2 separate regions of the Homo sapiens genome follow, and region 1 is linked to region 2. A link is an interaction called in ENCODE POLR2A ChIA-PET data of the cell type or tissue named here. Cell type or tissue: OCI-LY7. All regions are shown on one strand. Links, peaks and the distances in the headings refer to the core of each region. The heading gives the core; the rest is flanking DNA.

Region 1 (6,776 bases), core at 623-4,622, 990 kb before region 2:
GATAGGAATGGCCAGGCATGGTGGCTCACTTCTGTAATCCCAGCACTTTGAGAGGCCAAGGTGGGCAGATTGCTTGAGCTCAGGTGTTCGAACCAGCCAGGGCAACATGGCGAAATGCTGTCCCTACAAAAAATACAAAAATTAGCTGGGAATGATGGCATGTTCCTGTAGTCTCAGCTACTGGGGAGACTGAGATGGGAACTGGAGCCCAGGAGGTCAAGGCTCCAGTGAGCCAAGATTGCACCACTGCGCTCCAGCCTGGATGACAGAGTGAGACCCTGTCTCAGAGGAAGAAAGAAAGAAAGAAGGAAAGAAAGAAAGGGAGAGAGAGAGGGAGGGAGGGAGGAGAAATAATGGGAATGGTGAAATTTGCAGATGAAAATGTGAAAACAGCATTAAAATCATGTTTTACAGAAAATCTGCTGAATGGGAAAAAATATTTGCAAACTATGCATCTGACAAAGGACTAATATCCAGAATCTACAAGGAACTCAAACAGAGCAGCGAGAAAAAGCAAATAATCCTATCAAAAAAATGGTCAAATGACATGAACAGACATTTCTCAAAAGAAGATATATGAATGGCCAACAAACGTGAAAAATGCTCAACATCACTGATCAGGGAAATGCAAATTAAAACGACAATAAGATACCACCTTACTCCTACAAGAATGGCCATTATTAAAAAGTCAAAAAACAACAGATGGTGGTGTGGATGTGGAGAAAAGGGAATGCTTATACACTGCTGGTGGGAATGTAAATTAGTACAACCTCTATGGAAAACAGTATGGAGATTTCCTAAAAAACTAAAAGTAGATCTACCATTCGATTCAGCAATCTCATTCCTGGGTATCTGCCCAAAGGAAAATAAGTTATGTTAAAAAGTCATCTGCACGCATGTGTTTGTTGCAGCACAATTCACAATTGCAAAGACATGGAACCAACCTAAGTGCCCATCGACCAATGAGTGAATAAAGAAAATGTGATATACATACACCATGGAATATGACTCAGCCATAAAAAGAACTAAATATGTCTTTTGCAGCAACTTGGATGGAGCTGGAGGCCATTATTCTAAGTGAAATAGCTCAGGAATGGAAAACCCAATATCTTATGTTCTCACTTATAAGCAAGAGCTAAGCTATGGATGCACAAAGGCCATATATGCACAAAGTGATATAATGAACTATGGAGACTCAGAAGGGGGAGAGTGGGGAGATATAAAAACTATATATTGGATACAACATATACTACTAGGGAGACAGGTGCAGTAAAATCTCAGACTTCACCACCATACAACTCATCCATGTAACCAAAAACCACTTGTACCCCAAAAGCTATTAAAATATAAAAAGTTTTAACTGAAAAAAATAAAATAAGATAAAATTATGTTTTAATTTTTTTTCTTTTTTTGAGACAGAGTCTCACTCTGTTGCCCAGTCTGGAGTGCAGTGGGTGCAATCTCAGCTCACTGCAACCTCCATCTCCCAGGCTCAAGCGATTCTCCTGCCTCAGCCTCCTGAGTAGTTAGTATTACAGGTGCATGCCACTGCACCCAGCTATTTTTTTTGTACTTTTAGTAGAGACAGGGTTTTGCTATGATGGCCAGGCTGGTCTTGAACCCCTGGCTTCAAGTGATCTGCCTGCCTCTGCCTCCCAAAATGCTGGAGTTTTAGATGTGAGCCACTGTGCCCAGCCTGTTTTAGTTCTTAAAGGAAAACATGGGCTGAGTATGGTGGCTCACACCTGTAATCCCAATGCTTTGGGAGGCCGAGGCAGACCGATCAGCTGAGGTCAGGAGTTCAAGACCAGCCTGGCCAACATGGTGAAACCCCATGTCTACAAAAATACAAAAATTAGCTGGGCACGATGGCAGGTGCCTGTAACCCCAGCTATTCAGGAGGCTAAGGAGGGAGAATCACTTAACCTGGGAGATAGAGGTTGCTGTGAGCCGAGATCGTGCCATTACACTCCAGTCTGGGCAAGAGAGCAAGACTCCATCTCAAAAAAGAAAAGTAAATATGAACACAATGAGGAAAGAAATGTAAGATATAAAAAAGAGCCAAAAAAAAAAAGAGCCAAACAAAACTTTTAGAAATGATAATGAAAGATTTATGGAATGAGATTAATAGCAGAGTAGGCACAAGGAAGAAACTGTCAATAAATGTGAAGAAATACCAATAGGAACAATCTAAACTCAAGAGAGAGAAAAAAAAGAAAGAAATTAAGAAAATCTCAGATAACTTTGGGACAATATCAAGTGCTATAATGTACATATAGTTGAGGACCCAGAAAAGGAAGGACAGGAAAATGTTTAAGAAACAATGACCAAAATGTTGGCACATATGAAGCAAATAATAAACTTATATATCTTAAACTCTCAATAACCCCAAGCAAGACACACACACACACACACACACACACACACACACACACCATACTCACATCATGTTAAGATGGCTAAAAACTGTTGCGGGAAGTCAGGGACCCCAAACGGAGGGACCGGCTGGAGCCAAGGCAGAAGAACATAAATTGTAAAGATTTCATGGACATTTATTAGTTCTAATACTATAAAAGTATTAGAATTAATAGTTTTATAATTTCTTATGCCTGTCTTTACTGCAATCTCTGAACATAAATTGTGAAGATTTCATGGACATTTATCACTTTCCTAATAATACTCTTATAATTTCTTATGTCTGTCTTTAATCTCTTAATCCCATTATCTTCATAAGCTGAGAATGTGCATCACCTCAGGACCACTATTGTACAAATTGATTGTAAAACATGTGTGTTTGAACAGTATGAAATCAGTGCACCCTGAAAAAGAACAGAATAACAGCAATTTTAAGGGAACAAGGGAAGACAACCATAAGGTTCTGACTGCCTGTGGGGTTGGGCAGAATAGAGCCATATTTTTCTTCTTGCAGAGAGCCTATAAACAGACATGTGAGTAGGAGAGATATCACTGAATTCTTTTCCCAGCAAGGAATATTAATAATTGATACGGTGGGGAAGGAATGCATTCCTGGGGGGAGGTCTATAAACGGCCGCTCTGGGAGTGTCGTTCAATAAGGACTGAAATACACCCTGGTGTCCTGCAGTACCCTCAGGCTTACTGAGGCATAAAGCATTGGGAAATTCCAGCCTGGCAAATTCTAGTCAGACCAGTTCTCTGCTCTCGAACCCTGTTTCCTGTTAAGATGTTTATCAAGACAATACATGCACAGCAGGACATAGACCCTCATCAGTAATTCTAATTTTGCCTTTGCCTTGTGATCTTATTGCCCTTTGAAGCATGTGATCCTTGTGACCTACTCCCTGTTCATACACCCCCTCCCCTTTTAAAATCCCTGATAAAAACTTGCCAATTTTGTGGCTCGGGGTCATCATCACAGTTCTACCAATAAAAATAACTAAGAGAGTATAGTTGGATACAAACAATCCAACTATACAAAGAATAAATGCTTGAGGTGATGGATACCCCATTTACCCTGATGTGATTATTATTTATTTATTATTATTATTATTTTGAAATGGAGTTTGCTCTTGCTGCCCCAGCTGCAGTGCAATGGCGTGATCTCAGCTCACCCCAACCTCTGCCTCACAGGTTCAAGTGATTCTCCTGCCTCAGCCTCCGGAGTAGCTGGGATTACAGGCATGCACCACAGTGCCTGGCCATCTGATGTGATTATTATGCATTGTATCTCTGTATCAGAATATCTCGTGTACCCCATAAATACATACACCTACCTATGTACCCACAGAAATTCAAAATAAAAAAAGAATGCAGAGATAGACTGGGTGAAAAAAGAAGATCCAGCAATATGCTTTAAATATAAAGACACAGATTTTATGCAACAAAGGGATAGGGAATGATATACCATGATAACTCTAATCATAAGAAAGCTGGAGGGCCAGGCGCGGTGGGTCACACCTGTAATACCAGCACTTTGGGAGGCCAAGGTGGGCGGATCACCTGAGGTCGGGAGTTCGAGACCAGCCTAACCAACATGGAGAAACCCCATCTCTACTAAAAATACAAAATTAGCCAGGGATGGTGGCGCATGCCTGCAATCCCAGCTACTCGGGAGGCTGAGGCAGGAGAATCGCTTGAACCCAGGAGGCAGAGGTTGTGGTGAGCCGAGGTCTTGCCATTGCACTCCGTCTAAAAAAAAAAAAAAAAAAAAAAAAAAAAGCTGAAGTGGCTGGTGGCCATATTAACATCATACAAATTAGAGTTTGGAACAAAGAATATTATCTCAAATAAATAGAGACATTTCACAATGTCAAAGTGATTAATTCATCAAGAAGACATTACAATCCTAAATATATATGCTCTCAATAACAGAACTTTAAAATATATGAAACAAATTCTGACAGTATAGAAAGAAGAAAAAATAGATGAATTTACAATTATAGTTTGAGACTTCAACATTCCTCTTTCAGTATTTGATATAACAAGTAGACAGAATGTAGACGTATATAGAAGAATTAAACAATATTTTCACCAACATGTCTTAATTGATGTTTACAAAACACTCCATCCAACAACAGCAAAATACACATTTTTTTCAAGAGTACAGGGACTATTCAGTAAGATAGGCCTTGTGGTAGGCCATAAAATAAATCCCAATAAAGTTAAAGGGATTGAAATATAGTTATATTCTCTCACTACCATGAAATTATATTAGAAATCAGTAACAGAAGCATCGTAAACTCCATGGAAAACGCTAAATATTTGCACAAATCTCATGGACATCATGCTGAGTGAAAGAAACCAGGCTCTAAAAGTTACATACTATTGTGTTTCCGTTGATTTGACAACTACATTCAAACTACAGTCATAGAGAACATATCAGTGTTTATCAGGGCAAAGAGGTGGTTAATGGATATCACAACAAAGGGATAGGGCAAGGACTTTTTTCAGAAGGTGAGTAATGCAACTATTGATATTTTGACTGTGGTATTCCCTACACAAGTATATACATGTGTTAATACTCATAGAATTGTATACCAACAGTAAAGTCATTTTTACTGAATGTCAATTTTAAAACATCTAGTGTGGGGTTGGCCTTTGTGTGCATCTGGCTTCAGAATTCAAATGATGCCCACTGTTTGAATTTTTTTTATTATTTTTTTATTTTTATTTTATTAATTTTTTTTTTGATAGGGAGTTTCGCTCTTGTTGCCCAGGCCTGAGTGCAATGGCGTGATCTCAGCTCATCGCAACCTCCGCCTCCCAGGTTCAAGCGATTCTCCTGCCTCAGCCTCCCTAGTAGCTGGGATTACAGGCGTGTGCCACCATGCCTGGCTAATTTTGTATTTTTAGTAGAGACGGGGTTTCTCCACGTTGGTCAGGCTGATCTCAAACTCCCGACCTCAGGTGATCCGCCCGCCTCGGCCTCCCAAAGTGCTGGGTTTACAGGCATGAGCTACTGCGCCCAGCCATCACTGTTTGGATTTTTACTGTTTCTTTTCTGTGTCTTCTACAGTTTGGGCTACATTCTTTAGGTTCCTATGGTATTCCTCGGCAGCTTCAGGCTCACATCATGACAAAGCATCTGCCTTGTTCATCTCTCTACATCTAGCATCTACTACAGTGCCCAGCACATGACAAATGCTCAAACATTACTTAGTGAACAATTGTCCTTAAATTTGACACACAGCTTGGTGGAGTCAGGCATGGAGCAACATATTATCGCATTATTGCACAGATTACTGGTGATAACATGAAAATGAGAGTGGTTATTTCTACCTAGTTTAGCACTGTTCATGTGGCACTGTTTATTTCTTTTGCTCATTTTTCTTGATGTCCCGGTGAAATGGCTCCATTGTCTGGAGTATATCCCCTGGTTCTTTGTCACAGCCGAGAAAGAATTCAAAACATGGACACACACAAGGAGTGGGTTTAGGAGCGGAAAGTTTAATAGACAAGAAGAGAGAGAAAAAAGGCTTCCTCATGCTGAGAAAGCGGATTGCCCCAAAGGGACTCCAGTTTGGGGCAGAACGCAATCTGTTTTGTACGGAGGCTTGAGGAGGCGGTGATTGATTTACATCGGGCACAGGAGATTGGTTTGACCAGGTGTGTCATTTACGTAGCCAGCGAAAAGACTGTCCCTCCCATCCTAGTCTTTTTTTATGCAAATGCAGCCTCCTCCTGGCGGCAGCCATCATACCTGTATACGTGGTTTTACCTGAAGGCTGCTTTAATGCCAGCAAAGGCGGTCATAAGGAAAAGAGGGCGGGAGACCCCATATTGAATGTACCCGGGTTTCAGGTACAGCTGCCGACATTTACATATAAAAGCTTCTCAGGCTGCTTTCTGTTAAAGAAGAAGTGGCTTGGGGCCGCTTTTTATTAAAGGAAAATTCCACTGAGAACTTTCACCCTTTCTAGTTGCCTAAGAATTATTTCTTAATAACTCCTGTATTACCTGGTCAGTTATAATTGAATGCAGGAGAGTGAATGAACAATTGCAGGCTTTCTGGATGATGTTATTTTTCTCCAGACAGGATTGATCCTATTCTTTGGCAGGCAACTAAAGTCAGGCAGATCAGCTCATTCCAATCAGGGCTGAGAGCATGTGAGGCTAGGCTGCAGTCTTACAATAGTTGTACTATCTCTAGTTTGCACCCTTTCCTAGGGTAATGTCATTGAAGAGTATCAGCTGAGAGCTTGTGGTGTTTACTGGACTTCTTCCTTCTTGGCAGATGCTGAATTCCAATTTCATGGTACAGAAAACTCTGCTGTGCTTTTCGGTCATTTCTGCTTGGT
Region 2 (4,000 bases), core at 1-4,000:
TGCCAGAGTGATGATGTTATCATACATCTGGAAAATGTGAAAAAATCGAGAATGAAATGAACAAATAATGCCTTAGTATTATTATGAAAATAGTTTTGTCCTCACAGACCCCTCCCAAAAAGGTCTCAGGGACCCCCAGGCGTCCCTGAACCACACTTTGACAACAACTGTCCTAGAGCAACTGCTGTAAAAGTGCACCAGGAGACAATACAAGAAGTCATTCATTCCTCAAATATTTATTGAGCATCTACCTGGTGCCAGGCATTGTTCTGACATTGGGAATATGGTAGAGTACAGAACAGACAAAACTTCTGCCCACACACAGCTTACATTGTAATTGGGCAGAATGTTCATAGCAGCATTGTTTGTAATTGCAAAATGCTGAAAACAATCCAAATCTCCATAAATAGAAGAATGGATAAATAAATTGTGAAATAGTCATACAATCGAATACCATATAGCTGTGAAAACATGAAATACAGTTACATGCATAAACATGGATGGGAATCTCAAAAACAATGTCAGAAAAAAGAGGTCACAGAAGAATACATACAGCATGATTCCATTTACATAAAAGTTCAAAAACAAATTTAAACAATATATTACTAGGAATACATACATAGATGGTAGAGTCACAAATAAAAACATGGGAAATTATTAACAAAAAATCCAGAAGAATGTTTACCTCATATAATCTATGGAGGGAGAACAAATGGGGGATTCTAGGCAGCTGAGAATGTTCTAGTTCTTAAGCTGAAGGCTGAGTACGTGTGATCATGTTATTTTTTAAACCATACATACACAATATACTTTTGTATTATTTCACAACAAACATTTTAAAAGAAAAAAGATACAAGGTTATGCAATACGTACTTTCATCAACAAAGGGAGAATATCTTCTGATATTTCAGCCACTACTGTGCTATGCAAATCAGTCAATTATAATAATGGGGGAAGCAATACATGATAATATGAAAAGGAAATGAGTATGGACTATTCCTCACGGAAGTTAACTAGATTCCCACAGGGTCAAGATCCAATGAGATGGCAATATTATAGCACTGTTCTTCCAAGTTGGCTTGGACTCACTGGCATGACTCTGGTTAATTGGTTACTTTGTTCTCTGGGTATAATTATTTATATAAAGCAGACAATGAAATGATAGGTGATATAAATTCCAAATAAATTGACAAAGAAACCACCTCTTTACTGAATTATGTTGACTTTCAAAAGTACAAATATCCTCTCACACATTCTCCTAATAATGATTTATGTATTAAGTATTCCAAAAATATGGAAAGTGTATGGCAGCAACTGACCGTTTCTCCACATTGCTCAATAACAGGTGCCTTGCTGATCACACAAATGTTATAACAATTTTGCAATCACGTCTTTACCAAGGTTATCAATGTCAGTGCCATTATGTAGACTTAAAAAGACATAGTTAAGATGCAATTTCTCCTGATTCAGAAAACTAGCTAGAAATTTTGATAAACAATCTAAAAATCCTCAAAAATTAAATGGATCTTGAAATAATCAGTGTGTCCCTGTATCTAAACAGGGCAGGTTAAAGTTATTATCTTGGGTTAGGAAGTTGCAGGAAAGTAGAAAGTATATTCTCCAGGTCCATTCTCTCCAACTGGGTCTAACACAGGATTGCCAACTCACCAGAAAGCTCCAGGTATTGCTGTAGCTATTTTTAAAATCCTAGGCAGCTACAAGACCTAGAATCTTATCCACATGTAAGCTGGGCTGGACAATGCCACCAGGGGGTGCTAAATCGCAACTGGCAGGATGATTGTGAATCAAGCAGTTTTATCTTCAGATCTCTGCCCACTCTCTTACATGCTATGCTTTGTTACAGCGGATGATAAACATTATGGCTGTAGCTTTTTGCCCCTTCCCCAATATGGAAAGAGAAAAGGAGGTAACTCTTCTTAAATTCTCAGAGAACGTCTACTCTATCTTCTCAGTAGGAGGAATGGATAATCTTTTTGGTTGGAGCTGGACATTTGTTGGAGTATAATTTACTAGTGGACATGGTTTTTCTATGTTCAAAAACAAACACTAGCTGCTACCTTTTATTTTTAACCTGTATGTGCTCATACCAAAGGGCTCATCTTGTGCCTTCCTCAATTCTCATGCTCAGGAATGATGGATCTTTTAGCTTCGTATCTTTGCGGGGGTAAGAAGACCATGAAGGGGAAGTGGGTAGAATGGTGGTGGTGGGGGGGGACGTTTCCTTCTCTGTGACATCTTCCATATCTGATATGCCACCAATTCATACTTTCTTCTCTTTTATAGGTAAACACCCTGACATCTCTAGGCACTCTTCAAATATCTTTTGAACAAGCAAATTAAAATCAGTAAATAAGGAATACTTCTGTAACCTTCACAACCTCATCTCTATGACTTCCCAGCATTCTCTCTATCCAAGACCAAAGGCTTTATAACCTTGCATTCTCATAACTTTTTTGAATGTGAGGTACTGGCAGGAGTGGTAGCCAGATTGTGAATTTGACGATTAAGTAGCAGGCCTTTGCTCAACCTAATTTATCCAAAATACCAAATATATAAAACAAAAGAACCTCATGCTCAGTTCCAGATCCCCTCTGCTGAGATTAATAGGCCCACAAGTGGACACTATTTTGAACAAGGAAGCTGGTGTTCTCAGATTTTATGGCCTTTTTTTTTGAGATGGGGTTTCACTCTTGTCGCTCAGGCTGGAGTGCAATGGCGCGATCTCAGCTCACTGCAACCTCCGCCTCCAGGGTTCAAGCGATTCTCCTGCCTCAGCCTCCTGAGTAGCCGGGATTACAGACGCCCGCCACCATGCCAAGCTAATTTTTGTATTTTTAGTAGAGACGGGGTTTCACCATATTGGCCAGGCTGGTCAATCCTCAGGTGATCCACCCGCCTTGGCCTGGGATTACAGACATAAGCCCTTCATTCGGTTTACAGAATTTATTGATTTTTCCCCCAGAATTTTGTAGTTCATGTTTTTCCAGGAATGATCAAAGTAAGTTTTTTTCTGGAGTCACAGAAATACATAAGTCTAGGGACTAACTATAACTAGAAAACTTAGAAGGGAGTTTTGCCAATGTCATCTCATTTTCCTGAGTGTAAGAATCTTTTGTCCTACAAGTTTAGAGGTGATAACAGTGACCTGACTTGATATTAACAGAATCCAATGCAGTTCCAATCCTGGTAACCATGTCCTTCAGCAGTTCCCTGAACTTATATAGGTAGGTAATTTCTAGTGTCAGAGATTAACTTTTGACAGTTTTAGCTTATTTTGATCATCCAGTGTTAAAAATCATAATCCAGCAATGCCCATAACCTCATGAAAGATCTTTCTTCTTTCTTTCCTTTAAGAAAAAAAACAAACCTGATCTGGTAGAAGGACCTTTTCCAATCAAAGACCTCCTATACTAAATCTCTTATCCCAGAACTTCTTTTAACCTAATAGCAGGGCAGGGTAAGACAAAGCTAAAGAGTTTGCATTTCCTCCAGATACTTGGCAAATCTGCAAAAAATCTCTTTCCCTTTCAAAGCTTCCCTCCCATTTTGACCTCTATTTAGGAGGAGTGGGAATATGAAGAAGTGTAAAGGTGACAATTTTCTTTACCCGCTTGTTAAAATATTTAAGTACCAGTTAACTAGCCAGCCAACATGGAACGGGTATAAAGACCCAGTCTCTGCCTTGAAGACCTACCATCTAGCAGATGGAGAGGGACATGCTAACAAATAGGGGCGCTAAGTTTTTAGACTGCTATGACAGAAGATTTAACAAAGGACAGTGGGAGAACAAAAAGAAGGGGTTAAATCTACCTGGTGGTGGAGTATGTCAGGAAAGACTTCTTCAGATTGGCAATTTGGCCTGAATCTAGGAAAAAAAATGAATGGGGACAGGTGGGAGTAAAAAAGGGAACCATAGACAGGAGGAGGTGTGTAAAGATGGACAGAAAGCATGGTATGATAGACACTACAAAAATGAGGA

What was found. Peaks named below come from ENCODE experiments on the same cell type or tissue, not always from the same donor. Only the 100,000 strongest peaks of a DNase experiment are listed, where the experiment ranks them.
Region 1: POLR2A ChIA-PET joins it to region 2 with 5 read pairs; 2 of 35 experiments call an interaction of 5 or more read pairs at or near these places.

Annotation. Positions count from the first base shown.
Region 1 is chr12:105,091,843-105,098,618 of GRCh38, reverse strand. No RefSeq gene overlaps it. Among named protein-coding and RNA genes, the nearest start is that of ALDH1L2, 11 kb to the right of the region's middle. RefSeq lists an enhancer at 5,497-6,111. In OCI-LY7, for the core only: no CTCF peak of the experiment used is centred there; a DNase peak (open chromatin) is centred at 3,068.
Region 2 is chr12:104,107,129-104,111,128 of GRCh38, reverse strand. No RefSeq gene overlaps it. Among named protein-coding and RNA genes, the nearest start is that of NFYB, 29 kb to the left of the region's middle. In OCI-LY7, for the core only: CTCF peaks have their summits at 1,537 and 1,750 (motif pointing right); a DNase peak (open chromatin) is centred at 1,788.